6 separate regions of the Mus musculus genome follow, and all the other regions are linked to region 4. The links are chromatin loops, found by intact Hi-C in ENCODE. Cell type or tissue: heart. All regions are shown on one strand. Region 1 overlaps Glg1 (golgi apparatus protein 1). Region 2 holds the start of 9430091E24Rik (RIKEN cDNA 9430091E24 gene). Region 3 overlaps Glg1 (golgi apparatus protein 1). Region 4 holds the start of Glg1 (golgi apparatus protein 1). Region 5 overlaps Glg1 (golgi apparatus protein 1). Region 6 overlaps Glg1 (golgi apparatus protein 1).

Region 1 (5,000 bases), 48 kb before region 4:
ATACCCCAATCAAATCATTTCTACCAAACACGGTCAGGACTAAAGGTAACCTATAAGCCCCACTTGCCCAGGGACAGCTGACTTCTGGTATGCTGGAGGCTACACATGTAAGCTAACAAGTTAGATTCTTTCACCTCAGTAAACAAGGTTGGTTGCCCCAACTGCACAGGACATGCTTGGTCACAGGCAGGCAGGAGACACTTAAGCAGGACATCAGGATGTATACTTGCTTCCACTGGACTAGGACAGGGAGCATGCTGCCATGTGGGTTTTGTTTTTATGAGCATCTGACTGACCTAACTCAGCACCATTCTCTGGGAATCCTGGGTACGGACCTTGCCCGTATTAAATTATGCTTGCTTTAATTGTACAGTTATGACTTGGTCTTTCTCTTAGCGATTTTCAAGATTAAGAACACCTATTTCCTCTACACTGAATGCAGATTCCCTTTAACACTGATTACCTTTACTCCTAAAAGAACAGCACAGGACACAAACCCCAGAATTACTAAGGCAGAATATAGTTAAGAGCGTTCCTCCATTTTTCTAGCCACCAGTGAAACAATCCCCAAAATGGAATTAACCAATATTTATTTTGAAGGAACTCTGGCCAGCCGGAGCATGGCAGGTATGGCTCTGACAGGCCTTGCCTTTCTCCCAGATTCCCTATGCCTTGCTAAAAAAACATTAGATTATATTCCTAAAGCTAGCTACCAAAGCCTATGCCCTTATTTGGCTACTTCTTCCTCCTGAAAGTGACAAACAAGGTCCAGCTATCAAAGTATTGAGGTCTAGTAATTAAAAGCCCCTAATTAACCTACCCAATTAAAAGTAAACACCTCATCCTAATGTGGAGTTTCCCCTTTACCTTTATATACCACAATTTTCCTAAGGGCCCTGTCTGTCTCCTCTCTATCCAGAGGCAGTCCTTTGTGTCCCTCTGACACAAATACCCCTTCCTCCTCTCCCTCACTCTCTATTTCCTATCTTTGTCTTTTATTTCCTGCCCTCTGTTCCTCTGGGGTAAATAAATCTCGTTTGTGCTGAGAAGTTGGTCTTGGGGGTCCTGAGCCAATACTGATTAGTTCAGAATACAGTAGTATAGAAAATTTTCTAGGTCAAGCAAATGTAGGTTATGAGGCAGATCTAAATAATTACTTAGAGCAGTAGTTCTCAATCTATGGGTCATGATCTGGGGATCGAATATCACATATTCTGCATATCAAATATATAATTACAGTTTATAACAGTAGCAAAATGGCAGCAATGAAGTAGCAACCAAATAATTGTATGGTTGGGTGCCACCAACCTATGTTAAAGGATTGTAGCATTAGGAAGGTTGAGAACCATTGAGAATGAGTTATACGCAAGGACAAGTGGGAGAACATTTGGGAGGCCGAAGCAGAGAAACCCACCAAAGGCCAACCTGAGCACACAGCAGGAGACAATGCACCTAATTTCCACAAACAACATTTTTTATAATATAGGAGGGAGGGGGGGAAGGAAGGAAGGAAGGAAGGAAGGAAGGAAGGAAGGAAGGAAGGAAGGAGAGAGAGAGACAGAGAATGAGGGGGGAGGTCAACCTTGGGTGTCATTCTTCAGTATCTGCTCACCTTGTATTTTAAGACAGGGTCTCTCATTGAGACCCAAGGCTCACTGAATAAGCTACACTGGCTGGCCTCCAGATCCTCATCTCTCCATCTCCTCTGAGTAGGAGGATCACAAGTGTGCACACTACACTCACTTTTTCATGTGGGTTCACATAGTTCTCATGCTTGCAAGGCAAACACTTTCCCAAGTAGTTTCCCAGCCTCATATGTTTTAATGGATTTTAAAATATAAGTAATATTAGAATATTCATTAATATATACATTAGAGGTAATAACTAAAATCCAAGTGGCTGGGTGCACATGTGAAGGATTTTTTTTTTTTTACTTAAATCTTTTGAAGGGGGAAGATCCACCTTTAATCTGGGCCACACCCTCTGGTGGTGGCAGCCTATACAAAGGAGGAGGAAGGAGGAAGCTTGTGTGCTCTGCCTGCTTGGTCTCACTGGCAAATCCATTCCCTCACTGACATGAGAGCCTACTTTTCAGGATTCTGGCATATCCTGAAGAAAAGCTGAGTCATCCAGCCTCATGGACTGAACAACTCCTGAACTCTTAGGCTTTCTACTGGTGGACAGCCATTGTTAGACTAACTGGGCACAGCCTGTAAACCACTCTAATATTACTCTAATATTAATACACACACACACTCTCTACTATCATTTGTATTCCTCCAGAAAAGCCTGACTAACACAGATATGCATAATTTTTCAAATGATAAGGATAGAGAACTGAAATTTGGGGTAGATGGTTAACATGGCTCAATGGTTAACAGTTTCCAGCACCCACTCATAACTACCTATAACTCCAGTTCAACTGCCCTCTTCTTACCTCCGAGAGCACTAGGCACACATATGGTGCACCAACATACATGTGAGCAAAGCATTCACACACACATAAAATAAAGATTTTAAATCTTAAAACAAAAAAGCAGTAGCTAAGGGGAGAACCCAGCACACGTACCCACCCTCAACGTAGTGGGAAGTAAAATGGAGAAGGAACTTGGAGGTGTTGGAGTAACTGCAGCAAACAAAGGCAGTAAGACAGGAGAGAGGATGACCAGAGTACTTGGAGATACTTGCCCAGCTCCAATAAAAACCAACACTGGTGTATCAGAGCCTAAGCTGTCACGTAACTGATACTACATTTCTTCCAACATAACATCCTGGACACAAATGGGACTATGCACAAGTTTACAGGCAAAGTTATTTAAGTACAAAGAAACTGACTAACATAACCAGACATACTCTTGCTAAGTGGCAAACTAGGCTATAAAGAATGACGATGAATGATAATGAGAGACTTAAGGTGAGCTTTCAGTGTGATGCCACTCCCCCAAAAGATGGCTTGGTAGGGTAGTCAGGTATAATACACAAATTTAGTATTCTAGGATCTTAATTTTAAAATTTTATTGGTGATGACGATGACGACGACAAGAATGTGTAGGTATATTATTTGTGAGCACAGGCACACGGACTCCACAGTGCAGGTGTGGAAGACAGAGGACAACTTTCAGGAGCAGGTTCTCTCTTTCCATGATGAGTTCCAGGGATGTCAACTGTCAGGCTTGCATGACAAGTAATTTCACCCACTGAGGCTCTTTAAAATATAAAATGGTTTAATTTGGCAGTTAAATGATGAATTCAGATGTAGGCAGATGACACAGTTAGATAAACTAGGGACCTAGACTAGCCCTTAAATAGCCACCCTGAATTATGAGAGCGTGGCTCACCTTACTTAGCTTTTCTCCATCAGTGACTCAGAAGTTGTGGCTATTCTTGTACTTAACCTCCTCCTCAGGAAAAGCAAAACTGAAACAGTTGATTTTAAGACTTAAAATTCCTAGCCCTTCCTCAAAGCTCCATAAATTCAGAGCTGGTTGTAAGGGAAGGGATATTTGGGAGAAGAACGATGCCTAGCACCTGGGAGGCTCAGACAAGAGGACAAGGTCTTACCCAGTATGAAGACCACGCATGGAAAGGTGCCTGACTATCAGAACTACAGTCCACATCCACACACGTTTATGACTTTATGACTTGAAACTGCTGAGGGCAGGCTTTGGACTTGAACTGATTCTGTTCATAGGCTTAGGATTCATAGACTCAATATGCTTTTGGAGCCCGAGATCATCTTGAAATCCAATACAAACGTTTGTGGAAACTTTTTGTTTTAAATCCCCCAAAGATTTACTAGACAAAGGAAAATTATAAAACATTGTTTAGGAGGTAGACTGATAGCTCAGTGGTTAAGAGAACCTTCTGCTCTTCCAGAGGACACAAGTTTGAGTCCTAGCACCCATGCCAGCCACAACTGCCTATAACCTCATCTGGTCCCTGAGGGCACCTGTACACACACACATACACATAAACTTTAGAAAATTAAATATGAACTTAATAATTTAAGCATTAATTGAGGTTCTTTCCATGAATCTCTAAAATCTGTGATGTAGAATTTAAATATAGAAGTATGTTGAATTTTCAGTCTTTGTTTGTTTGGTTTGAGACAGGGTTTCTCTGTGTAGCCCTGGCTGTCCTGGAACTCAGTTTGTAGACCAGGCTGGCCTCAAACTCAGAAATCTGCCTGCCTCTGCCTCCCGAGTGCTGGGATCAAAGGTGTGCGCCACTACGCCTGGCTGAATTTTCAGTCTTTTAATGCAAGTAATTTGCATATTATCATGGCCACCACTAAGTTACTTCAATCATTCTCACTGTTCAAAGTCATAACAAAGAGTTTTCAGAATAAATTATTGAATTGGTTTAGGTCTGAATGTTCTCTATTGAACTGACAATCCCATTCACTTACATGGAAGGTTTTTATAAGAAGCATAAATATAAATAGATGTACTCACTAAGGTAAACTGGCCAAAATACTGAGTCTTGCCAGAGAAATTAACAGATTTCTAATACTAACTAAATAAAAATACTTGACAGGAATCTGTCTGCAGAGACTGGCTAATAAGAATTTCAGTACTGTGGAGATTGGAATGCTGCAGGTCCAGAGGCTAATTACCTTGGGCTAAGTGCTGGCCCTCTAGAGCAATCATTCCTTGCCCCAAGTAAGAACTAGCAGCTTGTGATAGTAGATAAAAAGCCTCTTGATTAGAATCTATAGATTTAGCAGAAAACCAGCTTCTACCAGCCTCAAAGACAGAAATGCCAGCAGATATTATCTTCAACCTACAGGAAATCTCCCTAGTAGATGTACCTGACTCTCTAATACACCCATCAATGCATTTTAAACTTGCCTTGATTTCTGACTTTTTCTGTTCTATAGAACCATAAAAAGGTTACAAAAATGTTTCCACATCAGAACATGGACTTTGGGGTAACCTATATGTGTACCCAGATATGAACACTCAAAATGGCTCCAGAATAAACAATTCCTTTAAGATGAG
Region 2 (5,000 bases), 110 kb before region 4:
ACCCATCATCTTCAGTCAGTCATCATTAGCATAGTCATTATCTGTTTCTACGCTATGCAGCCCTTTCAAAGAAAACTAGACGAGAAAAGATAATACAACCGTGGGAAAGAACGCTAAGACTCACCCCTTAGCAGGAAGACATGGCAGAAGAAACAGCAACAGATGAGTTTCAGGAGGAAATAAACCATGTCAAAAGCCCAGCCTGACAGACTGTTGGTTTAGTGTTCATCTTGACCTACAACAGTGACTAGGTGAGAGCAGAAGGGATTAAACCAAATAGCAAGAAGCAAAGGGAGGCTCTGGAGTCTTCTCCAGCAGGCTGAATGTCAAAGCCAAAGAAACCTCAACAGCAACGAGGGTAATCACGCCAGTGACACCGGAGATGCAGAAGATAAAAGGCAGTAAGCTTAAAGCAATGGACACCCTTTAAAAAGTCCTTGAGAGTAACTGTAAAACTCTCAGTTAAAACAACTTCTGCCAAACAACCCAGGCTGTTTCTGTTGGGCTCCTCTTAAATCAACCCCAGCAAAGGGGCAGCACTGAAGTGACTCCAGAGTTTCTTCTGTTTGGCTTTAACCACAGATGGGTTGCTGGTCAAAAAGACAGGTGGACGGCCACACTCCCCCACACAACAGAACCCCACAGGACACTTGCTTACCAACCGAAGGCCTGTGTGGTGACTCTCTGCCTTCCAGGTAAACCAGGGTTACTAGTGAGACTCTATGTTAAAATGGATGGATGGATGAACGAATGGGGAAGGAAGGACAGAACCTGCTGGACATTGTGACCCAACTGGTCCAGACTGCAGATTTTCCTTTTATTTATTTACTGTATATGAGTACACTGTTTTCATGCACACCGTTAAGAGGGTATCCCATTACAGATGGCTGTGAGCCACCATGTGGTTGCTGGGAATTGAACTCAGAACCTCTGGAAGTGCTCTTAATCACTGAGTCATCTCTCCAGCCCGACTGCAGATTTTTATTTTTTCAACAGGTGCATTAGGAGGTATCAAGAGAGTTTCAGAGCCGGGCGTGGTGGCGCACGCCTTTAATCCTAGCACTTGGGAGACAGAGGCAGGCGGATTTTTGAGTTCAAGGCCAGCCTGGTCTACAAAGTGAGTTCCAGGACAGCCAGGGCTGTACAGAGAAACCCTGTCTCAAAAAACCAAAAAAAAAGAAAAAAAAAGAAAAAAAAAAGAGAGCTTCAGAGAGTTGGGCCCACAAAAATGGCTAGCGGGTAAAAGTCAAAAAACCTGGGTACTTGACTGATCGGCTAGGAACGATCCCTGGATTCATCTGGAGGAGAGAAACGCATCCCCAATTTCTCTACTGACCTCTACCTTACACACAAACAAAGCCAGTAAATATTAAAAATATGAAGTTAGTTTTTTAAAGTGATGCAAATCCCTGTGGCTTTCAAAGTTGACCTCTGGCCTTGCTCCCTGCCAGCGGCCCTCGCCCACCCACGGACATCATGCAAAGTAGGCTTGGAGACCGTGGATCACACACAACTGTCACCCACCGGAAACCCCACGGCCCTGACTAGGTCTCTGACAGGAGTCGGTGAAGCACAGCCGAGCCGCACATTACAAGGTGGGAAACTATTCCACCTGCAGAGACGCGGGGCCACCTCTGGCCGTGACAGCAGTGCGCGCGCGCCCGCCCGAGCCGCAGCCCGCCCCGAGGCCCGGTCGGCCGCCCTGGGAGAGCCGGCGCGCAGTCCCGGGGCGGCCGGCGCGGCTCCCCGAGGCCCGCACAGCTCCACTGGCTCAATCCCGGCGCCCGACCGGTGGCACCGCCTCAGAGACCCGGAGGGACGGCCGGGAGCCGGAGCCCAAAGCTCGGACGCCAGGGGCGTGCGGGGCGCAAGAGTTCGCGGGACCAGAAGGCCGCCCGGACCCGCGGGTCCCAGCCGGCTTCCTACCTCAGGGGCCCGCATCTCGCGGGCAGCGCGCTCAGCAACGCCCGGCGGAAGTGAAGGGCAGCCCAGCCGCTGAAGAGGGTCTGCGCCGGCCGGAAAGGGGGCCAGGGCATGGGGACGGGGCGGGACGCGGAGCGCAGAGTTCCGGGACCGCGGGGGCCTGCGACCTTCCGCGCTTTACGGCCCGCGGCAAGGGTAAGGCGGGCGCGCGCGCCGACGCGCCGTGACGTCACCGCGGCGGGCCGGCCCGCACGTGCGCTTGTTTGGGTCTCGCCAGGCCCCGCCCCTCCCGCTCCGCCTCCGCCTGGATGACGGCGAGTGTGCAGGGAGCGGCCACCGCCCTCCGTCCCCGCTCCGGGTCTCCCGCCGGCCTCCGTGTGTCGGCAGTTCGGGTGATCGTCTGCCGCCAGGCCTGAGCTCCGATCCTGCGCGAGGGGTCCGCAGCCCAGAACCCGTGGCCGCCTCCGCCTCCGCCTCTGCCTGGATGGCGACGAGAGTGAGGAGAGCCGCCACCGGCCTCAGGCCGGCCTCCGTGTGTGCCTAGAGCCCGGGCATCGGATCCGGGCCAGAGCCTCGACCCAGTGTGGGCAGTTAGGGTGACCGTCTGCCGCCAGGCAAAATGGAATACTTTTATGTGTAGCTGTCTGGTCAGCTTGTGTCAGCAAGTCTGTGTCTAACATACATGCAGTGCCCGAGAAGGCCAAGAATGTCACATCCCCTAGAACCAGAGTTAGACATGATTGTTAGAAGCCATGTGGGTGCTAGGAATCACATGTGTGTCTTTGGGAAGAATAGTCAATAAGTCCTCTTAATCACTGATCCATTTTCCAGCCCCAAAAATAATGTTTTAAGTAAAAGAAATATAGTAGTCCCAACCCCTCCGGGGCTGAGATAGGCGGCTGGCTTGAGCCCATTTGTTTAACCTGGACAACATAAAAATAAACATAAAAGGACACACACAGATATTTCCAGGCTTTGTAAAATGTTCTAAAACTACATTATTGTGATGGTTGTTTAATTCATAAGTTTACAAATTATGGGCTTAAAATGACTGGAGTCCTGGGGTTGGTTCCCAGCACTGCCCACACCCAGCGTGATGTCACTCACAGAGGTGCAGGCAGCAGGATCTCAGACTGTGGGCATTTCCTTTGGCAAATCTCTGTCTCCAAAAATATTTACAATTCATAACAATTATGAACTAACATTGAAAATTAATTTTTGGTTGGGGGTCACTACAAGTTGAGGAACTGTAGTAAAGGGTCACAGCGTTAGGAAGGTTGAGACCCGCGCTCTACATTATCCTTGGCTATGTAGGGAGTTAGGGGTTAGCCTGAGCTAAGTGAGACCCTTTTTGGTTTGTTTTCTTTTTTTGAGACAGTTTCTCTGTGTGGCCCTATTACTCCCTCTGTATTCCATGTTGGCCTTGAGCTCAGAGAGCTGTCTGTTTCTGGCCCCTGAGTGCTAGCATTAAAGGCATGTGTCACCACCTCAGGGTAGACCCTGTCTTTGAGTGAAAAGATAAGGGAATATATGGGGGCCAGGATAGAACATTAGATTCATGTCAAAAAATCAAGGAACCAAAGCCAGCTGTAGTAACCCATGACCGAGGAGCTGGAGTCCAGGAGAATCATCTTATAAAAGAAGCTGTATGGGCTGGGCATGGTGGCCAATGCCTTTAATCCCAGCACTTGGAGGCAGAGGCAGGTGGATTTCGAGTTCAAGGCCAGCCTGGACTACAGAGCAAGTTCTAGGGCAGCCAGAGCTATTCAGACCCTGTCTCAAACTTTGACAATCAGAATCTGTCACCAGCAGACTTGGATGAAATGAATCCTAACTCAGGATCTTCAGATCTCCATGCATGGGAGAAATGGAGACACAAGAAGGAAGAAAAAGCCAGGCTTGGTGGAGCACGCCTTTAATCCCAGCACTCGGGAGGCAGAGGCAGGCAGATTTCTGAGTTCGAGGCCAGCCTGGTCTACAAAGTGAGTTTCAGGACAGCCAGGGCTATACAGAGAAACCCTGTCTCTAAAAAGCATTTAAAAAAAAAAAAAAAAACCTCCCTAGTCTAACAACGTTTAAAGAAAGAAAAAAACATCGTCAGTCAGGCAGATCTCAAAGGCTAGCCTTGGCTACATAGTTCCAGAACAGTTAGAGATACGTAGACCCTGTCTTCTAGAAGACAGAAAGGTAAAAAACAAAAAACAAACAAACGACAACAACAAAAAACCCTACTCTACCCAGCAACTGTAGAATACAGTTTATTTTCCTCCTGTGGAGCACTTGTCAACTTACACCATGCCTTGAGCTACTTGTGTTTGAAAGAATTCTAGTCACCCAAATATGTTTTCTAACCACGGACTAAATTTGAGGTCAACAGTGAAAAAAGATACAGAGAAACACTTAGCAAGTAGCATTATCTTAACCCAGGATTCATTGAGTAAATCAGGAAATAAATATTATCCCAGAAGAGAGGAAATGTGCCCAGAGGCATCTAGAGCAACAATGAGCTGGAAAGATGGCTTCAAAGAGTTCTTACTCTTCCATAGGACCTGGGTTCCATTCCTAGAAGCCACGTGGCAACTCACAGCCATCTGTAACTCTAGTTCTAGGAAAACCAACATCTGATGTCTTTGGGCACCAAGCACACACATGGTACACATAACATACATACATGCAGATAAAACATTTATAAAATAAAATTATATTTTACATTTAGAAAAATAATAGAAGCATGAACTGACAAAATGGCTAAGTACCTGCCTCCAAGCCTCATCATTGACTGAGTCCAGTCCTTGGGACCCACATAGTAGAAAGAGAAAATGGACTCTCAGAAGCTGTCTAACATCCACATGTGTACACACACGATTTTTCTACAGTTTTTTGGTATTTGTGGATAGAGAAATGGTCTATTGTTTAAGCGCACTGGCTGCTCTTCTCCCAATGAACCTGGACTCAGTTCCCAGCACCCATATAGCCAGCTGTTACTCCAGTCCAAGGGGGTCCAATGCCCTCTTCTGACTTCTGTGGGCACCAGGCACATACGTAGTACAGAGGTATACATGCAGGTAAAATACTTA
Region 3 (5,000 bases), 66 kb before region 4:
AATCTTAAATTTTTTTCTTCAATTTTACTCCCAAATAACATTTGATTATATAGGCATCATGATTAGAGGTTCTTCCCTGCCTCCCTTTTTGGTTTGAGGCAAATATATTATTTTTTACATTTATTTATTTATAGTGTGTGTGTGTGTGTGTGTGTGTGTGTGCGCGCGCGTGCGCGCGCTGGGGGTGGGTGAGTGTACTATAGCATGTGTGTGGCCAGAGGACAACCTGCAGAGATTGAGTAATCCTCCCTCCAATCATGTGGGCTCTGGGATGAACTCAAAGTCATCAGGCTTGGTGACATGTGCCTTTACCCTCTAAACAATTATGCCAGGCTTTACTTGATTTTAAGATGGAGTATGACTGTGTATTCAGACTGGCCTCAAACTTTAAATCCCCCCCCCCCCCCCCGCCTTAGCCTTCTGAGTGCCATCATGTGCTCTCACACCAGTTTATTCAAATATACTTCATGTACTTAAACAAAGGTGTCTCAATTCATCAGTCATTAATACCCAGAACGTCTCAATTCATCAGTCATTCATACCTCGATAAAGGCAATTCTGTAGAATCAGAGTTTGAAAATATTTGGGAAAAAGAAAAATGTGTTTGCATTAACTATAGACAAATGATTTTGTAACCATTATCCCCTAAACAATATAACGTAGCAATTTCGTTATAGCAGCACCTCATCTGCATTATGTGAGGTATTTTAAGAGATCTAGACACTATTTAAAATTCACAGGAGATGGGGGCTGGTGAGATGGCTCAGTGGGTAAGAGCACCCGACTGCTCTTCCGAAGGTCAGGAGTTCAAATCCCAGCAACCACATGGTGGCTCACAACCATCCGTAACGAGATCTGACGCCCTCTTCTGGAGTGTCTGAGGACAGCTATAGTGTACTTACATATAATAAATGAATAAAAAAAAAAAATAATAAAATAAAAAAAAAAAAATCACAGGAGAAATTGCTTAAGTTATACACAAACACCGTGCCATTTTATATAAGAAACACTAAGTTTCTCGGTGTTTGAGTATGTGGGTAGTGTTTTGAAATCAACCCTTTGTAAATACCACAAGAAAACTATATAAGAACATGTCTGTGAAAGCTGGGAGTGGTGGCGCATGCTAACCCCAGCACTTAGGAGGCAGAGGAAGGAGGATCAGAATTTCAAGAAATTCCTTGGTTCCATGCTGAGATTAAGGCCAATTCGGGCTATGAGACTGTATTCCAGAAACAATCACTCAAACCTAAACCAAAAAAGGAAGCAAGAGTTTGTGAAAGCTTTATGAAATTAGTAAGACTTAGTTCTTTTCAAAGAGGTACCTTTTCACTCATGGATTCTTCAAACTTATGGTTAAATAGGCATTTATACACTCTTCCTTCACCAGCTTGTGTCTATAAGATAAAACATACATATTATTACTATTAGCTAAGTAGTTTTGCTGTGATATATCCAGTCTTATACAGAACTTTTATTAAATACACTGTTAATTCAAAAACTCAAGGACATTATCAGAGGGACTCTCTTACAATTTGATACCACAGTCAATAAAACTTTATAATCAGTGGCTCTGATAGTTAATTTTAAAATTTCAAAACAGCAGGCAGAAGGGGAGGGCATACGTGAGTCAGAAAAGACAGATAGTGCTAAAGTGTATACAAAGATCAGGGATCCAGCATGTATAAGGTACTGCATTCAATCTGCAGCACAGAAAGGAAAGAAGGAAGCAAAGGAAGAAGAAAAGCAGGAAGGAAATGTAGACAGAGAAGAACTAAGAGGTGTCTAATGAATCATCAGGCTCTATCCAAGGACTTGGCTTTAACATTAGATAATTTCTCTTTCCCTTTTGTTGTTTGTTTGTTTGTTTGTTTGTTTGTTTTGAGACAGGGTTTCTCTGTGTAGCCCTAACTGTCCTGGAACTCACTCTGTAGACCAGGCTGGCCTCACAAGAGCCACCTGCCCCTGCCACCACATCCAGTCACATCTATTTTATTAACCTTAATCAAAACCATATAAAAATGTAATGTAACAGAGCTTTAGCCATAGGATATGAACAGGACTTCCTGGTAGAGTAAGGTTCCTATAGATAAAATAGAGTTTGTTTTTTCTGTTTTTCTTCAGACAAGGCCTCTGTATGTAGCCCTGGCTGTGCTGGAATCCCTTCTATAGAACAGAACTGTCAAACTCAAGATGTGATAGCCGCTGCTCCTCAGTGCTGGGGTTAAAGCGGTGTCCCACCTCTGCACCACAGATCAGTCTTCAACTGACACCAGCATGGTGGTCTACACCTTTAATCATAGCATTTAGAGAACAGAATCAGATGACTTGAGACTAGCCTGGTCTAAATAGTGAGTTCCAAGACAACCAGGGCTATACAGAGAGTATAAAAACCAACCAACCAACCAACCTAAAAAATGAAAGATGAGGGAAAGAAGAAAAAATAATGTATATACTGAGTGTCAGAAACAAATTGTTAACTTGAAGTTACATCTTCAAGACTGAGCATCAATACTATTTTTTGTATCTTGGGATTAATTCCATCTTCTGCTTCCGTTGTTTTCCTATTGGTGAAGGTTGTGCTGGTATATTTCATTCTGGAATACAATAATACAGATACACTTGAAAAGAAAGGAAAAACAGCTTTTTAGTAACTCACATTCTCGCAAAAGCGCTCCCGATCATCTCGGCAAGCAAAATACAAATGCCGGTCTAAATGAAAGTCATCCGAGGACAGCTCAGCCACCCTAAGAATGGCTTTCTTGCAGAGTTCTGAGACTTGAATCTTCGGCTCTTTTTCTTCTGCCTCTTTTACCAGGCCTTTTTCCAAACATGATACCACCTCACCTTGTGAATGTGCATCCTAAAATAGCAAAAATATTTAAAAACTTTCACCCTACAGTATTCAAATAAACATTTAGTTAAAGAAACGGGTGCAGAGAGACTGGACAGATAGCTCAACAGTTAATGAATTAGTATGGTTTAAATGTTAGGATACCTCCTCCCCCCATTAAAGCGGTAGGCTTTAAATTTTTAAATTACATCAGTTATTTAGTTTTGTACATGTATAGCTAGAAAAAATTGTTTGTTTTTTTCTTTTTTTGAGACAGAGTTTCTCTGTGTAGACCTGGCTGTTCTGCGCTTGCTTTTGGCAAGAAATTCATGAGAAAATAACCTATTGTTACAAGCACAGTTTATGTGAATACTGAAATAATACTGCAAAAGTACCTACTCATTTACCTCTAAGAGTTAGATATTTACAAGTTAAAGTGCTTTTATAGTCAAGTTTGAAAGACAACTGATGGGTCTAGTGGGTAAAGGTGATTTGCCACCAAACCTAATGTTCTATATTTAATCCCTGGTATACACATGAAGGGAGAGAAATGACTCCCCCAATTGTCCTCTGATCCTCATGTGTGCCAACACACACACACACAGACAGACAGACAGAGACAGACACTCTGTACTTAAAAACAAGCCAAGCACTGGGATTACTTCGATTATAGGTATGTGCCACTATCCCAGGCTATTGTTTTTTTTTTTCCAAAATAAAAATGTTTGCAAAGGTACCCTGAGTTTCTTCTGCCCATTTAGTAACTGAATTATATACAAATATATTTTGGTTGTGAGCCTAGCCTTTAACGGCTAAGCCATCTCTCCAGCCCATATACAAATATTTGACAACGAGAACTATATGTCTGAGGCTGAGGATGTAGCTCAATGGTAGAGTGTTTGTCTAGTATACACAGCTCATGGATTCAATCCCTAGCACTGGGAGATTGCACATGTAAGGTAACACTATAAGGCTCACTGGGCATGTTGGCACAGATTTATAATCTTTGCACTAACCTGGAGATGGAGGCAGAAGGATCAGGAGTTCAAAGCTAATCACACTTACATAGTGACCTTGAGGCCAGCCTGAAATCCTATCTATTTACAAGCAAACAATAAAGAGAGGAAGGAAGGAAGTTAGGTAGGTAGGTGTACTGAGATTGTGGCTGGATGATAGCATGCTTAGCATACAAAAGGCTCTAGGTTCCATTCCTGGGAGTATGTAAATCAAACAAGGTTGTCTATAATCAAACAGGATGAGCTATAAAATTCTATCACACTGGGAAATAGATGCAGATGAAACAGGAGTTCAAGGTCACTTTGAACTCCTCAAAAAAGTTCTATGCCTGTGCTACAGGAAGCCTGGTTAAAACAAAAAGAACAAGTCTGGGAGATGTCTTAGCAGATAAGCAGGTAATGTGCTTGCTGTGTACACATGAGGACAGAGCTCAGTGTCATCCCTAGTTCTCAATAAGGGCCAGGTGGACAGCAGCCCACATGTAATCAATCCCAGCATTATAGAGGCAGAAGAGATCTCTAGTGGCAAGCCAGACTAGACCTAACAGTAAGATTGGAGTTCAAGTCAAAGCCTGACCCAATATTTAAGGACAATGACTGCCCTACACAAATGTTCTTACACATATAACCACACACACACAAGAACAAGCATACATAACACAAACACCATCACATACACATGGGAGGAAAAAGGCTAGTTAGAATGTCACATCTATAACAAAAGAGTCAATAAAACTTTTTCACTTGTTTATCAGTTTTTAAAGCCAGGGTCTCACTATGAAGCTCTGACTGCCCCAGAACACATTATGTAGACCAGGCTGGCACTGAACTCAAAGATCTGCTGGCCTTTGCTTTTCCATGTGCTGGAATTAAAGGCGTGTACCACCACAACTAGCTATATTTTCTAATGTCTTTGGTGTTAGAAATTAAAGCAAAGCCTGTGTGTGTGTGTGTGTGTGTGTGTGTGTGTATACATTTGCTTATGTGTCATGTGAAGATCAGAGGATAACTTATGGAAGTCAGTTCTTTCTCCATGTGGATCTGGAAAATCAAACTCAGGTCAGTAAAAAGAGACTTATTCTACTTTTAAATTTTGTGTGTGTGTGTATGTGTGATGTGTGATGTGTGTGTGTGTGTGTGTGTGTGTGTGTGTG
Region 4 (5,000 bases):
GACAAAACAACTTGAATATTCAGCTCCTTCCTTCCAACAGTGGGTCTCCAATTTACACGTCACTCCCCTCCAAGGAATATAAACGCACATCCATCAATTCACTCATCCTAAAGCAGCTAACAATATTCTCCAGTTCCAGCCCTGAACTAGGTACTCTAGAACATCACAAAGAAAATAGAAACATAGCTACCAACCATCAGTTTATATATGACCCTGACAAAAGAAAGTGAGTTTACGGGGTTGGAGAGATGTCTCAGTGGTTAAGAGCACTGACTGCTCTTCCGGAAGTCCTTAGTTCAATTCCCAGCAACCACATGGTGGCTCACAACCATCTGTAATGGGGATCCAATGCCCTCTTCTGGTGTGTCTGAAGACAACAACCGTGTACTCACATACATGAAAGAAAGAAAGAAAGAAAGAAAGAAAGAAAGAAAGAAAGAAAGAAAGAAAGAGAGAAAGAGAGAGAATGAATGAATGAATTTACTGAAATATCCTTGCTGGGAATTGGGAATTTTGAGACCGATGGTAGACCAGTGACTACATTTTCAGCTGCGTGTACTTTTCTTTATGCAAACTAATCTAAGGGGGAAAAATGGTACCACTAAGTTAAGACTCCAAAATTAGACAAGTCTGTTCTTTATGGACGGAGAGGGCCACTACATGCATGACAGAAGACCATTCAGTGCTCCTCTAAGGAAAGGTATATAGGTGTTCATAATGTACATAGCTTTAGGCACTCCTTCAACTGGACTTTTTTTGCCACTTTCCCTTAATAATATCCTATTTCTACATCAATACAGTAACAATGTATCTACTAACAGATGGGACAATCTCACCTTAAGGAAACAACATCTAGTAAGTATCCTCAAAAATCAAATAGAAAATTCCAAAAAAGTTTAACAGTTATGACTATTGGCTATGCCGGGCAGCGGTGGCACACTCCCAGCACTTGGGAGGCAGAGGCAGGCCGATTTCTGAGTTCGAGGCCAGCCTGGTCTATACTGAGTGAGTTCCAGGACAGCAGCCAGGGCTACACAGAGAAACCCTGTCTGGAAAAACCAAAAAAAAAAAAAAAAAAAAGAAAGAAAAAAGAAAAGAAAAGAAAAGAAAAAAGACTATTGGCTATATCTACTTTCCAATCTTCAAGCTATACATGTGACCCACGTAAGGTTCCACATTTCTGGTAGCTCTGGAAACTTTCTGGCTCTTGATTTTGTATGTCTTTTCCTCTTATGACTTTGGTTTTTTTAAGTCCTATTGTTACCCTGGCTGGTCTGGAACTCTCTACTTTGACTAGGCTATAGTCTCAAATTCAGAGAGAGATCTGCCAGCCTCTTCCTCTCAAGTTCCAGAATTAACAGGATGTGCCATAAAAAAAAAGGGCCTTACCTTTGCATAACACTAAAGCAAGACTAGCAAATGTCTATAAACCAGTGGTCACATCATGGCCTTGAACAATCCTGAAGATACAGTATTCCAAATGAGATGGCCAAATAGCAATTTTCTACTTGCCAGATTTTGGGAGTAATCTTGTTTATCTAAACCTTTGAAAACAAATATTTCTACCAATATGCTCACGTCTGCAGCATCAAATATAGAAAAGAAGTTGTCAATGTTTTTTAACTGGAGCACACCAAGTAATATAAGCTCTAGAAGAACTCACTAAGGTACTGTTAAAATTATTTCAAACTAGATGAAGTGGTTCAGCCAGATGCGGAAGGATGCCTCTCATAGGCGGCCAACCTGGGCTACAAGCAGATCCGGTCTCAAAAACAACTATCTTAAGACTTCAGAAAGACCCCACTACAGACCACAAACACCTTATATTTATTATATAGCATCAAATGCTGCCTGCAACTTTCTCAGACTTTATAGGGTTCCAAGGGACATGAAGGAACAGCCTAAAAAATGAGGTCCTTTACAAACTGACCACAGGAAGTGAAGACAAAAAAAAAAAAAAAAAAAAAAGCATAGTTTCAGCACCAGGTAAATAGTAAAGATTTACCAATTAAAAAAGAATGTGGTAGAAACAGTAAATTCGGCTTTTGACTACATTCACACCAGAAGAGAACCCAGGTTAGCTCACCAAGCGCCTACTGCTAAATAAACAGCAGATCGATCTTTAGCAGTTTAAATGTACCGATTTTTTTTTCCACGTTGAAATCCATTGCTACAAACTGGCGAGGTCGAAACGGATAGCAAACAAATCCTAAACTGGTTTTCCGGCGAGGAACCGCTCTGCATAGAGCATCACACAAAAGACAGGAGCGCAAACAGAAAACACGCTCCTTAGGCCTGCGCCTACTGAGGCCGTGAGCCGAGGTCCTGATCCCAGAACACCGCGACGACAGGGAGCGAACTAGGGGACCGGAGGAGGAAGGATCGGGGTGGGATCCGCTTGCCCGAACGCACCCGGGAGTGAGGGGCAGGAAAGAGAGAGGCGCGAGCACAGCCCTGAAGGAAAAGAGCAGAGGGAAGCTGCTGCTGCAGCCCGGCATCCGCGGCTTCCAGGCCGGCGACACCCTCCGGCCCGCACCAGGCTCGGCCCTCCTCCCCAGGCTCGTCCCACCTCCTCACCTCCCTCACGTCCTGCAGGCACTCGAGCACCGCCAGGTTGTTGCTCCAGGTGTGTTTGGGGCACACACGGGTCACGTCCTCCCGGCAGGACTCTTCCTCCGCCAGCTTCCAGCCTCCGCCAGTCCCACCGGGCCCCGCTCCGCCCCGCCGGGCCGGGAGCCCGCCCGCCGCGAAAAGCGACTGCTGCTGTTGCTGCTGCTGCTGCTGAGGCGGCGGCTGCTGCTGCTGCTGCGATAACTGAGGCTGCTGAGGCGGCTGTTGGCCGGCCGGGCTGCCGCCTCCACCTTGCCCTGGGAAGGGCCCAAAGTTGGTCCCCGGACCCTGGCCCTGACCGTGACCATTCTGGGCCCCTGCTGCCGCGAGCAGCAGCAGCGGCAACGCCGCCGACAAGCGGAACATCCCCCGTACACGTCCACACACCGCCATCTTGGGTTCGCGGCGAGCTCGACGCACCCGCCGGCGACGTGTATTTAAATGAGGGGGCGGAGCCGCGGGCGTGGGCTGGCGTGGCTCCTCCCCAGCGGGCGGTAGACTCGGGAGTCCGCGGCGGAGTGAAAAGCAGCGGAGGTTGCGCTGCGAAGGAAGGGCCCACGCCCTGGACCCGGCTGGCGGGAAAGTGGATAGCCTTCCCGGAGGAACTGTTGGAGCTGCTGAGAAAACCTGCGTAGGGGCACCGTGGTATAAATCTCTCGATTGTTGACACGGAAGAGAAAAAAGAGAAGTGAATTTGGACTGACACAACTAAGATGGCCGGTGGAATATTTCGCCAGTTCGGTGACTCACGGTGGGTGGAGGAGGAAGGGTTAAAAACTTTGTTGTGTGTAGATGAACTTCAAAACCGAATGTATTCCGGTATCTGAGAGCCTCATTTTGTGTCTGACCTGTATTTCTTACCTAGAGAAGCAGGCGACAATTCGATGAATGTTAAGCGTACATAGGTTATAATCCTTGCTCATGGGCCTTCAAGATGATCGCTCAAATGTAAAGTAAAACTGTGAACTTTTAGAATAAAAACAGGGAGAGGCTGGGGGTGTAGGGGTCAGTTGGTAGAGTGTACAAAGACATGGATTTGATACCCTTCATCTCATAACCCGGCATATGCCTGTGATCCTAGCTTTCAGGAGGTGAAAGCAGGAAGGTTGAAGCCAACCTAAGACTGTTTCGAGAAGAAGAAGAAAAAAGTAACAAAATCAAGGAAACTACCTGGCCTGTAACTTGAAGTCCCAAAAGTTATAGTCAATATTAAACACAACACGAGGGCCTTTGCTTGGACATCTTCTTTAAGAACCAGGACTTAGGGACTGGCAAGATGGCTCTGGTAAGAGCACTGACTGACAGTCCTGAGTTCAAATCCCATCAACCACATGGTGGCTCACAACTATATGCAATGAGATCTGATGCCCTCTTCTGGTGTGTCTAAAGACAACTACAGTGCACTTACATATAACAATAAATAAATCAAAACAAACAAACAAAAAACAGGACTTAGACTCCCCCTACTTCCATTTTTGAAACAAAGTCTCACTGTTGGCCCCTGGCTGACCCAAAACTCACTATGTAGATAGACCAGGCTGCTCTCCAACTCACAGAGACCTCCCTTCCCCCGCCCCGGCCCCCTGTGAACCACAGGTCCAGCCTGTGTCAGCAAATTGTATTGCTGACCTGTACGCAACATCTTCAACATTGCTTTACTACACACTAGTGACCCCTCCTTGGGTTGAGAGCGTCACACTTGGCTTCACACAAGGTGTCAACTAAGCCAGCATGACAAAGGTTAGGTTCTAATTCAATTGAGAAAAACTTTGTACAGAGGGGATATATTAATGGTTCCGTACCAAGAGATTAAATGAACCTCCCAGGATGAACTCTGCCAGTCTGCAGTCAGTTTCCAACTAGAATCCTTGAATCTTCCCACCACTCTGGGACACTTCTATCCCACTCTGACCATTCAGCATGTTGGTGGTAAATGAAGACAACTTGAGACAAAAATCTCTACTGGTCAGTATTTTCTGACCATTTAAAAACACAGGGAGCCGGGCGTGGTGGCGCACGCCTTTAATCCCAGCACTTGGGAGGCAGAGGCAGGTGAATTTCTGAGTTCGAGGCCAGCCTGGTCTACAGAGTGAGTTCCAGGACAGCCAGGGCTACACAGAGAAACCCTGTCTTAAAAAACCAAAAACAAAAAAAAAAAAACAAAAAACAACAACAACAACAAAACCACACAGGGAAACAAAAGGATGGAGAGCTGGGAAGATTGCTCTTCCAGAGGACTTGAATTTGATCCCCAGCACCCAGTGGGAGCTAAAAAACCATCAGTGACTGCAATCCCAAGGGCTCCACTGCCCTCTTCTCGTATCTCTGGACACTGCATGTACATGGTACACAAACAGTTATGCAGGCAAAATACCCATACACAAAAATAA
Region 5 (5,000 bases), 72 kb before region 4:
CATCTCTCCAGCTCCAAATTTTAGTTCTTTCAATTACAGATTTTAAGAAATGGCCAAGTGTGGTGATGTATGTCTTTAATCACAGCACTCAGGACGTAGAGACAGGTGAGTTCAAGGCCAGCCTGGTTTAGAGTTCCAAGACAGCTACACAGTGATATTGTATCCGAGAACGGATAGACAGACAGATGTTGATACCACATGAAACAAAGTAAGGTCAACTGCAAAGCATTTTATAGATAGAAGATCACTATTACCACAGATGGGTAGCAGATGGGGCTGTGGAGTGGGAATCTTAAATAGAGAAAGAAAAATAGAAATTACAACCCTTACTGTTTTAATTTCTTTTCTTTTTTTTTTCTCCATCCTTAAGAATTAGATACTTCAGCACGGGAGGTGGGGGCATGGGTGGGGGGGAAGAGGAGGGGAATGTGCCTTTAATCCCAGCACTCAGGAGGCAAGGCTGTTGAATCACTGAGTTCCAGGTTAGCCTGGTCTACAGAGTGAGTTTTGGGACAGCCTGAGCCACACAGAGAAACCCCGTTTTAACAAATAAACAAACAAACAAACACGTTTAGACATGCTCTGTGTCACTGGTTTACCCTTTCTTGGAGCCTTTTCTGATCTGTACACATCTGACCTGGGATCCCACAATGGTTCATAACAAAGCTCTGGCCCCTTTACATACATACAGATTTTAGATAAAATAAAGATCCCAATTCTATTATCCTAGAAAAAAATCATTAAGAGAGAAATATAGGGAAAATGTCAATATTCTGGGATAGAAAGTATTTCTATAAATTATTGTTGGTAATTTGGAAAAGCTAAAGAATATTATAGCTTGCTGGTAGAAAAATAACTTTGTGAGCAAATTTTGACACCGGATGACCAAGATCAAGATAGTAATATCTTTTTTCTAGTATCCCATGGCATCTAGTAGGCTAATAATTCAAGGAATTATTGCCATTCTAGAATTCAGTGTAGGGAGTGAGGAAAATATGCAATTGGAATACAAACTGAGCCAGGTGCAATGATGAAGGAACCCCTTTAATCTGAGGCTTTGGGAGGTAGAGGCAATTGGATCTCGGTGAATTCGAGGTTAGCTTGATCTACATAGCAAGTTCTAGGATAGTCAGGGCTACATAAAGAGACCCTATCTCAAAACAAAAACAAAAACAAAAACAAAAAAAAAAAAAAAAGGAAAAATAGACTATAAACTGATGTTATGATTGTATATACATTCTGGCCCCTGATATTAACAAAAAAACCCCGAGCAAAGCTCCGGAGAGACTTGGTCTGGAGAATGCATTATGCAGCCATCCTTGATGTGAGAAGCATAGGCTAGTCATAGCCCTGTCGTAACTGTGGTAAATCTGGAGGAGTGGACACTCATTAGGATAATAATTATCCACATACTTTACAGTTCAGCACTTGCTGATAACCATTACCAGTTCATTAAATTAATCTAGAGACAGATGTTGAAGTCTGTTGTGTCAAGGAATAAAACTTTCAAAGTAAAAAGAAACCCACCCAAATTGCTCAAAGATATTCTTCAGTTTGACTAAGGCTAGATAATATAGAAGACAAAGGACGACTCTATCCTTCTGGAAAAATTGCCTTTAGTTTTTGTGAGAAAAGGCTTTTAAAAAATAGAATCCATACAATAAAAATGAAGTGCTTCCTTCCTAAGCAGTCTTAATGCAGTCAAAACCACACAGTTCACTATTTGTGCTTGCCCTCTGGGTTTGGAAAGCACTTTCTTCTTCTGGGCACAAAGGGTGGTGTAGGCGGAACTTATTTATCTTTGAAGCTGAGTCACTAGTTCTTTTAACGAAGCTAACTTTCCAAAAACCTCATAGTGAACTATGTGCCTCAAAACAGAGTTGAGTCCAGTCTATTTTTTTCCTGAACATTTTTACAATAGGTGTAAGCTTACTATAGATAGATTCCTTTTTTCCTATCCTCCTTCCACAACCTTACTAGATGGAATTAAGGATGAAAAGCAAACACAGCAGAGGCCGTCTCCTGATTCATCCTGGACTGCAGCCAGGCATATTCACTGGCACAAAGGGCACCCGGGGCAACTGCCAACAAACAGGACTGCAGAGGAGCACAGCACACTCATCCTCACAGTCTCACTGCAGCCTCCAGAGCAGCCCTCCAGCTGATTCTGCTGTTTGAGAGAAGAGGCTGCACTGGTCTTCCCATCCCAGCACCGACATGCACAATGTAACTGCTGTTAGTATCTACTTTGGGTCATGGTTAACAAAACCTGACTCCATATCTAAAGCTCATGTAAACTTGTATTTCAGACTATAAAATTGTTATAGACTGTACAAAAAAAAATTTTTTAAAGATTTATTTCTTTATTTATTAAGTACACTGCAGCTGTCTTCAGAAACCCCAGAAGAGGGCGTCAGATCTCATTAGGGATGGTTGTGAGCCACCATGTGGTTGCTGGGATTTGAACTCAGGACCTTTGGAAGAGCAGTCAGTGCTCTTAACCGCTGAGCCATCTCTCCAGCCCAACTGTACAAATTTGATTTTACATGATTAACTAGAAAATAAAATTTGCTCTTAAGCTCTTGCTCTCTCCTTGTCTCTTACCTCTTGCTCTCCTTCTCCCCTTTCCTTCCCCCCTCCACGTGGCTGCCTTTCTACAATAAATGCCTTCAAACCATTTTAAAAAAAAGGAGAGAGAAGAAGAAAAGAAAATTCAAGTAGTATTTAGTGTTTAATAAAAATAGCCAAAACAAAGTAACAAATGAATTGTGGTTTCCTAAAGCGTGACTTAGGTTATAAAACTAAAGTATCTTTCCTGCTTTAAAAGGGAAAGTCATTGCAGAGAGTGCTATGTTGTAGAGGCTTGCACCTGGTATGCTAAACTGCAGGAGATTTAACCCATACAAATAACAAACATGGTCAAAGGCAGGAGACGATGTTCTGCATGCACTGTGCTGACTCTGTACTGTGATCTGCAGGACTGCGCTGCTCATAAACACAGGATCAAGAGTCACTTCATTTTCTCCCAGAAAAAGCAAGTCCTTTTTCTGATGTAGGGGACTGACCTCATGGTTGCATTCATGTTATATAGCAATACGAAAGCTAAGTGTTTGTGGAAAAGACTATCTTTATATTCTTGTTTGTAAAGTTTGGAGCTGGTGAAAGACAGATCTTTCTGCTTATAGTTTCCCTGATTTAATCAATAAAGACACTTGATTCTGAGGATGATCCTTCAGACTTGTGGCATATCGTAAAAAAGTAAACTGGCAGAAATTTTCCATTCATGTCAACTCTCAATTTCAACTCAATCAAACTTGTTAAGACAGGCAAGTTCTCTTCTCCTAATAGCCTCTCATTTTGAAGAAAGTGATTTGCCTTTATTCTGTCTTTCGTAATCCAAACTGGCAAGTTCTTTAGAAACAGGAAAACAATGGATTTCCTTTACCTAGCTCCACAGCAATTTTTTTTTTGTTTGTTTTTTTTTTTTGGTTTTTTGAGACAGGGCTTCTCTGTGTAGCCCTGGCTGTCCTGGAACTCACTCTGTAGACCAGGCTGGCCTCGAACTCAGTGCTGGGATTAAAAGCATGTGCCACCACACCCGGCTCAGCTCAGGGGCATCTTCTTAATTAGCAATTGAGTGCCCAGTTCACTGTGGGTGGTGCCACCTCTGGGCAGATGGTCCTGGGTTCTATAAAAAAGTAAGCTGAGCAAGCCAAAGCCAGTAAGCAGCAATCCTCTATGGCCTCCATATCAGTTCCTGCATCCAGATTCCTGCTTGAGTTCCTGCCTAGACTTCCTTCAATGATGGTGGAGTACGATGTGAAAGAACAAGCATTTAAAATAACCCTTTCTTCCCAGCTGTTTTGGTTATGGTGTTTCATCACAGCAATAGTAATCCTAAGAAAACAGTCAAGTGGCAGCAGAAATATTTTTCCTTACCGCCTGTTGGCAGTTCATTCCAAGGTTCCCCTTTTCACCCCGAACCACTTTCATCAGACAGTGGAGGGTTCGCCCTTTCCGATGTAATCCAGAACAATGGTGTTCAATCTCCCCTCGACAGCTCAGGATGATCTCGGGGCTCAGAGAGAAGTCTTCCATCAGCATGCGTCGGTAATCCAGCATCTCACCTTGGCACTCACTGCTCACCTGCCGCCCTGTGTCAGGGGTAAGTCAGACAGTTATGAAATGGGAGTCTGAGGACCAGAAAGCTCTACATGTTAAACTACGTTTCTGTCTGGAAAAGAATAACCCACAGCCTTTCCAGATGGAATTACTATCTGGACTGAAATGCTTAGAACATGGTAAAACTTTTGCAGCATAAAGAAAAAGAAAAAAAAAAAAGCTTAGACCCAGGTTTAGCCTGCAGGGTTGTGCACTATAGATCTTATCAACCATAATACAAATGTTCTGCCAAAGCAAGTCCTTTTTCTGATGCAGGGGATTGAACTCATGGTCACATTCATGCTACATAGCAATACGAAAGCTATCGGGGCAGTAAATAAACTGAGAACAATCGTTATTGCCCTATACAGCTAAAGTTTGTGGAAAAGACTATTCTTCCAAAATTCATGATGGCTCCCCATGTCTTGGAGCTATAAATGTGAACAGGGAGAACATAAAAAGCAGCAACCACCCCACTCAGTCCTCAAGTCCAAACAAAAAAAGTTACCCAGTTACTTTAGTAATAGACCCAGGATTTGAAGTCACATCACTCTGACCAAAAACTCATGTGACATTAATGTTCTCCCATTCTTCTAAAGACTGTTCCAGTAGTCATTCTAAAAATCAAAAGGTTCAAAAAATGCAGAAGAAAACTACTAATTACAGGTACAAGAAGCTTTGGAATGTGAACTGAAGAAGGAGTGAAAGGAGAAAAGGAAAAAGAACATCACCTCTGTGCACTGCTGACTCCAGGCACATCAGAAGGTAGGAGAGCCTGGCTTCCCGGGACCGAGGAAGGTTTTCCACATTGCACCGGTATTTTTTCAAGTCACTCTTAC
Region 6 (5,000 bases), 86 kb before region 4:
CAATGGTTGGTACTATCTGTAGACTTAAGCACTCACTGTGGCTTTAGAACATGGCCCCACTGCACCTTCAGAAGTCAGGCAGTAGCCTGAATGATGACTTTAGTTCTGACTGGAACAGAGGCCACACACAGCACTTGTGATAGGACAATTCAATACTTATTAATAAGAACTCCAAAATGGGAACCTGATCACACACAAAAGGGAAAATATGTCCAAGCAACATGGCTCTCCTCCCCTTACAACCTGTAAGATTTGTGCTGTCAAAGCTGAGCAGTCTCCTCATTGAGACCTAGTTCCCAAGAGAGTCAAGGTCTACTTCCTCCCCAAAGCTCTACTTCAGTGAGGCCTGTGCTGCTTCTCTGCAGAGATGACACACTAGGGTGATGCTGGGAAAAGGCTGAGCCAGCAATTGCCTTTTCCAGATGCTCCCTACACCTGACTCAGACAGGCAGTCTGAACCTAGAAAAAAAATCCAGAGCATTCCCTCCTTCCAGGAGCTTTTCTTTTGATAATACCTATGGTTATGGACAAGTGTGACTGTAGGCAGCTGTGGCAATGGTCTGGCAGACAATGCAGTTTGATTAGACTACCAAAGAGAGACACAGGAGGCCTCTGGGCCTCACACCCTACACACCCACTCTGTAGTCGAGGGAAGCTAGGGAAACAGAACAAATCACTTAAAGAGATACATACTTCTTTTTTATGTTGGGGCAAAGCTTTAACACATCCTCCTTGCAGGCCATTTTGAACTTGTAAGAGAATCGAAAATCCTTCATCTGTACCTGAAAGATGAGAAAGAAAACCAGCTCTGTGGAAGTCATGATTAAGAACAATGAGTGACATGTCAGACAAAAAGCATTCACAGGCTGAGGATGTATGCAATTGGCTAGCATGCACAAAACTGGCACGACATAAAATGCATGCCCTTGACAACAGCACTTGGGAGACAGAAACAGCACAGGAAAATTAGAGGTTCAAGGTCATTCTTGGCTATAAAGCAAGTTTGAGGCTGGTCATAAGACCTTTCATAGTCTGCTGAGATCTCACATCTCCCTGTGACAGCACACAGGTCCTCCTGTACTTCAAATCACACTTCTGAGCTCACTATGTCAATTCCTGCTGCTATCCCCCAGGGGATATCTTAGTGTGTCTTCTCGAAGTCCTTTCATTCCACAGCCCCTGTGCTGGCTTTGCTTTCCTTCCTTGAACCTGCCCTGCTCACGCAGCTACGATATAGACTACACCTGTTCTGGCATCTTTTACTAGAGTCTAGATGGCCGCAGGGCAAGAGAGCCCATTAACATAATAGAATGCAAGCATATGGGCTCCTGGCTCTGAGAAAACAGTTAATAGCCTCAGCTGACTGACAAATCGTCCTCTCTGAACAGAGTGCTTGCTATACCCCACCTCCTTAGCTGCTGCTTGTTACCAAGAGTGTAGTCAAACCATGTTATTCAAATGGTAAATCTAAGTTGAATGATTTAAAAAGAAAAAAGGTAGATATGCTGTGAAGGGATTTAGAGCAGCACACTGTGTGTGGGGGAGGGAAGAGAAGGGGGGACGACAGTAGGGACAGAAGAGAGGCGTCAGGGTCCAGTGTACTGATGTACACCCACCACACAGAGCTACAGATCCCCGTGACGTAAGTGACACTTAATGTGAGCATTACAGCCAGAGCAGGAGCTGCTGGCTCTCTTGTCTCTATCCCTTCTGTAACGAATGTTCCCTAGGACTAGGTCTCATCTCACCACATGCTAAGCTGTTGAGAAAAGCCCAGTTTATTGAGAAGCTGGGGAATAGCAGAGCTGCATGGCTGCTGTAAAGCAGGGGCAGCTATCCCACAGTCAGCACAGCAGACAAGACAGGAAGGGCACTGACCAGCTGGAAGTGAGTGACGCCAATGGCACACTTCTCGTTCATGTCCTTCTGGTGCTTGTTCTGGATCAGACACTCCATCAGGTCCCCAGAGTCGATCTGGTTGTCTGCCACATCCTGGGGGAGACAGCACACACTTACACTTTATGTGTCACAACTAACAATACAATCTAGAGTGCCATCCATGAAAATGTGAATAGGAGTGACCCTCCAAGTCTTCAAAATAAAGATATGCCATAAATTCAAAAACAAGCCTGAGAAATCAGGAACGATAGCAATTCAGCAGAATAAAATTCATGAAGCAGGAACCTTTGCCATGAGGACTATCACTATGTCCTTGTATAATGCCAGCAGCAGCTTCCGGGACCGTTCCTATCTCTCAGATCTTAACAGTTACTAATTGTACTTCCCTCCTGTGAGTAAGAAACAAGGTAAGTGATTCCCTAAGCACCAGGCGTAATGGACAGTTACTAGTTACTACCACTGCAATAGCTCCTGAGAAGCAGCTCAGCCACACCCTGGAGTTTCCCTCTTGTATCTTTTCCTATGAAATCATCTCACACACTGCTCCACTACAGAGTGCTACCAACTGCGGAATTAAGTTGGACAATCAAACAAGGTTCTCAGATGTTGGCCTCTCCCTCAATTGTGTTTATAGTTCTAAATTTTACTTCCTAAGCTGGTTATCACTCAACAGTAATGTATGCTGAAGAGAGAGACACCCTTGGGGCCCAAAGTCCCGCTGAACTTGGTTATGTTAGTAACCCTCGTTCCTACAGACATCACTTACGTGGCAAAAGTTCTGAATGATAGGCTCACAGGCTCTCATCAGCAAAGCTTCTATTTGTATATCCTGTAGAAGATAAAATAGATTAGTTACTCTGCTATGCAAAGGCCAGGGAAGGAGGAGGAGGCTATCGGTGTGTGTGTCCCTGTCTTAACTATGTAGCTGCAGTTAGAACTCAGAGATCCACTTGTCTCTGCCTGAGTGGTGGCATTAAAGTGCCTGGCAGGGAGAGCCTTCATCAACTTGAACAACTGAAGAGGCAGAATTAAGAACAGGGAGATGAAATACTTGGCAATAATATTAGAGCATGCAACTTCTCTGGAGTTTTTATGGTCTTTCTATTTCTAAACAGTATCATCTATCCTAATTGGGATTTTTAACCTCATGTTTTATATTTTAGTAGGTTTCAGGCTATAACAGGGATAAATACAGGTTCAATCTCTCATGTATAACTGGAAGTCTCAAGATTTTATTAAGCATAGAAATAGTACCAAATGACCTCACTACAGAGCTTCAGATTAAAGAGACCATGGCTACTTAGATTGCTTTTAAATGTGATTAAACCTGAAATGCAGGAGCCATGTTTTCTCAAGTGAGAAAAGCTCTAATAAATGATAATTTTGAAGAAAAAAAAAAACCTCAGAGCTAAATGTATAGACAGTTATACGGCTTCTGGAGCAGTGATAGAAGGGTCGGGCTTCAGCACAATGGGCTACTGTCTTCTTTTCCTTCTCATCTTCCTTCTTCTATAGCCTCCTCCCCCTCCCTTTTGTTTGTTTCCTTCTTTTGTTTTGTTTTGTTTCTTTCTTTTGTTTTGGTTTGGTTTTTTTGGGACAAAGTTTCTCTGTAACAATTTGGGTTGCCTTAGAACTTGCTCTGTAGATCAGCTGGTCTCAAACTCAAGAGAGCCACCTGCCTCTGCCTCCCCAGTGTTGGGATTAAATTGACAAGACAATCTGCTCTCTCAAGAGTATGGAAACAAAGGTGCTAAGTAATGCTGGCGGCCCCTCTCCTCTAGGACTACTCACTACTTACCTCGGACTCTAACTCGGTGAGGTTGCCCACGATGTCTCTGCATTCCACAGCTAAGTCATCGAGATGGTCCTGAAGGCACTCAAGCTCCTGCACATAAGAGGCAAGCCCTTCAGTCATGGGAGTGAACAGGTGAGAGGGGCTCGGTCTCTGCTTCCTTTGTACTCAGCTTCCCTTTAAAACTCCCTCACTAAACTGAACACAAAAGCTTCACGTGACTAAAACTGAGGTGTAGCATGTTTCCAATGTAACCCAGGTGAGGGCCAGGCAGTACTGTAAGCCATGCAAATTCACAAGGCCAAGTTTACAAGCCCAAAGAGAACTAACTAGTCAGCTGGCTTCAAACTATAAACCTCAGGTTATAAACTTTAGCAGGCTGTTTTTTTAAAATTACGAATGTTTTGCCTGCATGTATGTCTATGTGCCACATGTACACTAGTGCTGAAAATGATATTCAACAGCCAACACCCTTGGTAACTAATTACAGTGCTTCTTTAAAATATCCAACTCCAATGTGACAGTTTCTTGGTATCTCTGTATGTGACCCAGTAATTAGTGTTGTTTATTGAGGCGTATGTACAGGCTTATTTATAGAAGCATGGTCTATACTACTGCAAGGCCCTGAGTGGCCAGGCCCAGCTTCTGAGGACAGCCAACCACCAGGCCCACCCTCTCAGAATACAGCCAAGCCCAAATCTACCCTCAAGAAACTTCATAGAAAGCCCATTTCCAGCTCCGGTCCTTGTTGCCACCGTCCTGTGTTTTTCTCTACTAAACTTATATGGTGTGATTTTATGGTACTGCCTGGAGCCCACCTGCTAGGATACTTTAATACTACTGAATAAATTTTTCATAGCTGGATGTAGTGGCACACACTTTAAATTTCAGCACTCAGGTAAGCAGAGGCAGAAAGATCTCTGTGTGTGAGGCCAGCCTGGTCTATGTTGCAAGTTCCAGGCCAGCCAGCGCTACCTAATGAGACCATATCTCAAAAAAAAGTTAAGAAATAAATGAAGCTCTTTAAGCGCTCACCTTTTTTACTCTCCTCTCTAGCCCTCCTTCTCTCACTCCCTTCCCCCTTCTTTCCAAGTGGCCAGGACCAGTGGTCTCCCTCTTTCTACCTTCTCTCTTTCTCCCTGCCTTTCTACAATAAAGCTCTAAAACCATAAAAAATAAATAAATGAAAAAGAAAATTTTTCTTAATGGTCATTTACTGGCTATAATCTTCAGGGAATGGTAGCTAGGACCAGGACCTTCTGTCCTCTTCCTACTATATGTATGTGTAGGCATAACATACATGTATAGA

Evidence for each region. Hi-C counts contacts between places; a loop is a spot of excess contacts. Peaks named below come from ENCODE experiments on the same cell type or tissue, not always from the same donor. Only the 100,000 strongest peaks of a DNase experiment are listed, where the experiment ranks them.
Region 1: it touches region 4 in a loop (1.8-fold over the local background); 9 of 42 quality-filtered maps call a loop at or near these places.
Region 2: a loop joins it to region 4, with 9 times the contacts of the local background. A loop is called at or near these places in 8 of 42 quality-filtered maps.
Region 3: it touches region 4 in a loop (2.3-fold over the local background); 13 of 42 quality-filtered maps call a loop at or near these places.
Region 5: a loop joins it to region 4, with 3 times the contacts of the local background. A loop is called at or near these places in 14 of 42 quality-filtered maps.
Region 6: a loop joins it to region 4, with 2.1 times the contacts of the local background. A loop is called at or near these places in 11 of 42 quality-filtered maps.

Annotation. Positions count from the first base shown.
Region 1 is chr8:111,208,024-111,213,023 of GRCm38, forward strand. All of the region lies in intron 1 of Glg1 (golgi apparatus protein 1), which reads right to left. Among named protein-coding and RNA genes, the nearest start is that of Glg1, 49 kb to the right of the region's middle. In heart, a CTCF peak has its summit at 2,011 (motif pointing left); no DNase peak of the experiment used is centred here.
Region 2 is chr8:111,143,478-111,148,477 of GRCm38, forward strand. It overlaps 9430091E24Rik (RIKEN cDNA 9430091E24 gene), which reads right to left and starts at 2,021. Exons shown (of 3, transcript NR_040364.1): 1 at 1,927-2,021. In heart, no CTCF peak of the experiment used is centred here; a DNase peak (open chromatin) is centred at 2,184; H3K4me3 peaks cover 1,797 bases; H3K27ac peaks cover 1,179 bases.
Region 3 is chr8:111,189,868-111,194,867 of GRCm38, forward strand. It overlaps Glg1 (golgi apparatus protein 1), which reads right to left. Exons shown (of 26, transcript NM_009149.3): 5 at 2,657-2,860; 6 at 1,323-1,394. Among named protein-coding and RNA genes, the nearest start is that of 9430091E24Rik, 47 kb to the left of the region's middle. In heart, no CTCF peak of the experiment used is centred here; no DNase peak of the experiment used is centred here.
Region 4 is chr8:111,256,194-111,261,193 of GRCm38, forward strand. It overlaps Glg1 (golgi apparatus protein 1), which reads right to left and starts at 3,017. Exons shown (of 26, transcript NM_009149.3): 1 at 2,578-3,017. The coding sequence starts at 3,003. In heart, no CTCF peak of the experiment used is centred here; a DNase peak (open chromatin) is centred at 3,068; H3K4me3 peaks cover 2,549 bases; H3K27ac peaks cover 1,843 bases.
Region 5 is chr8:111,183,775-111,188,774 of GRCm38, forward strand. Glg1 (golgi apparatus protein 1) reads right to left here. Exons shown (of 26, transcript NM_009149.3): 7 at 4,893-5,000; 8 at 3,940-4,154. Among named protein-coding and RNA genes, the nearest start is that of 9430091E24Rik, 41 kb to the left of the region's middle. In heart, no CTCF peak of the experiment used is centred here; a DNase peak (open chromatin) is centred at 2,077.
Region 6 is chr8:111,170,537-111,175,536 of GRCm38, forward strand. It overlaps Glg1 (golgi apparatus protein 1), which reads right to left. Exons shown (of 26, transcript NM_009149.3): 13 at 3,698-3,784; 14 at 2,666-2,728; 15 at 1,879-1,992; 16 at 694-782. Among named protein-coding and RNA genes, the nearest start is that of 9430091E24Rik, 28 kb to the left of the region's middle. In heart, no CTCF peak of the experiment used is centred here; no DNase peak of the experiment used is centred here.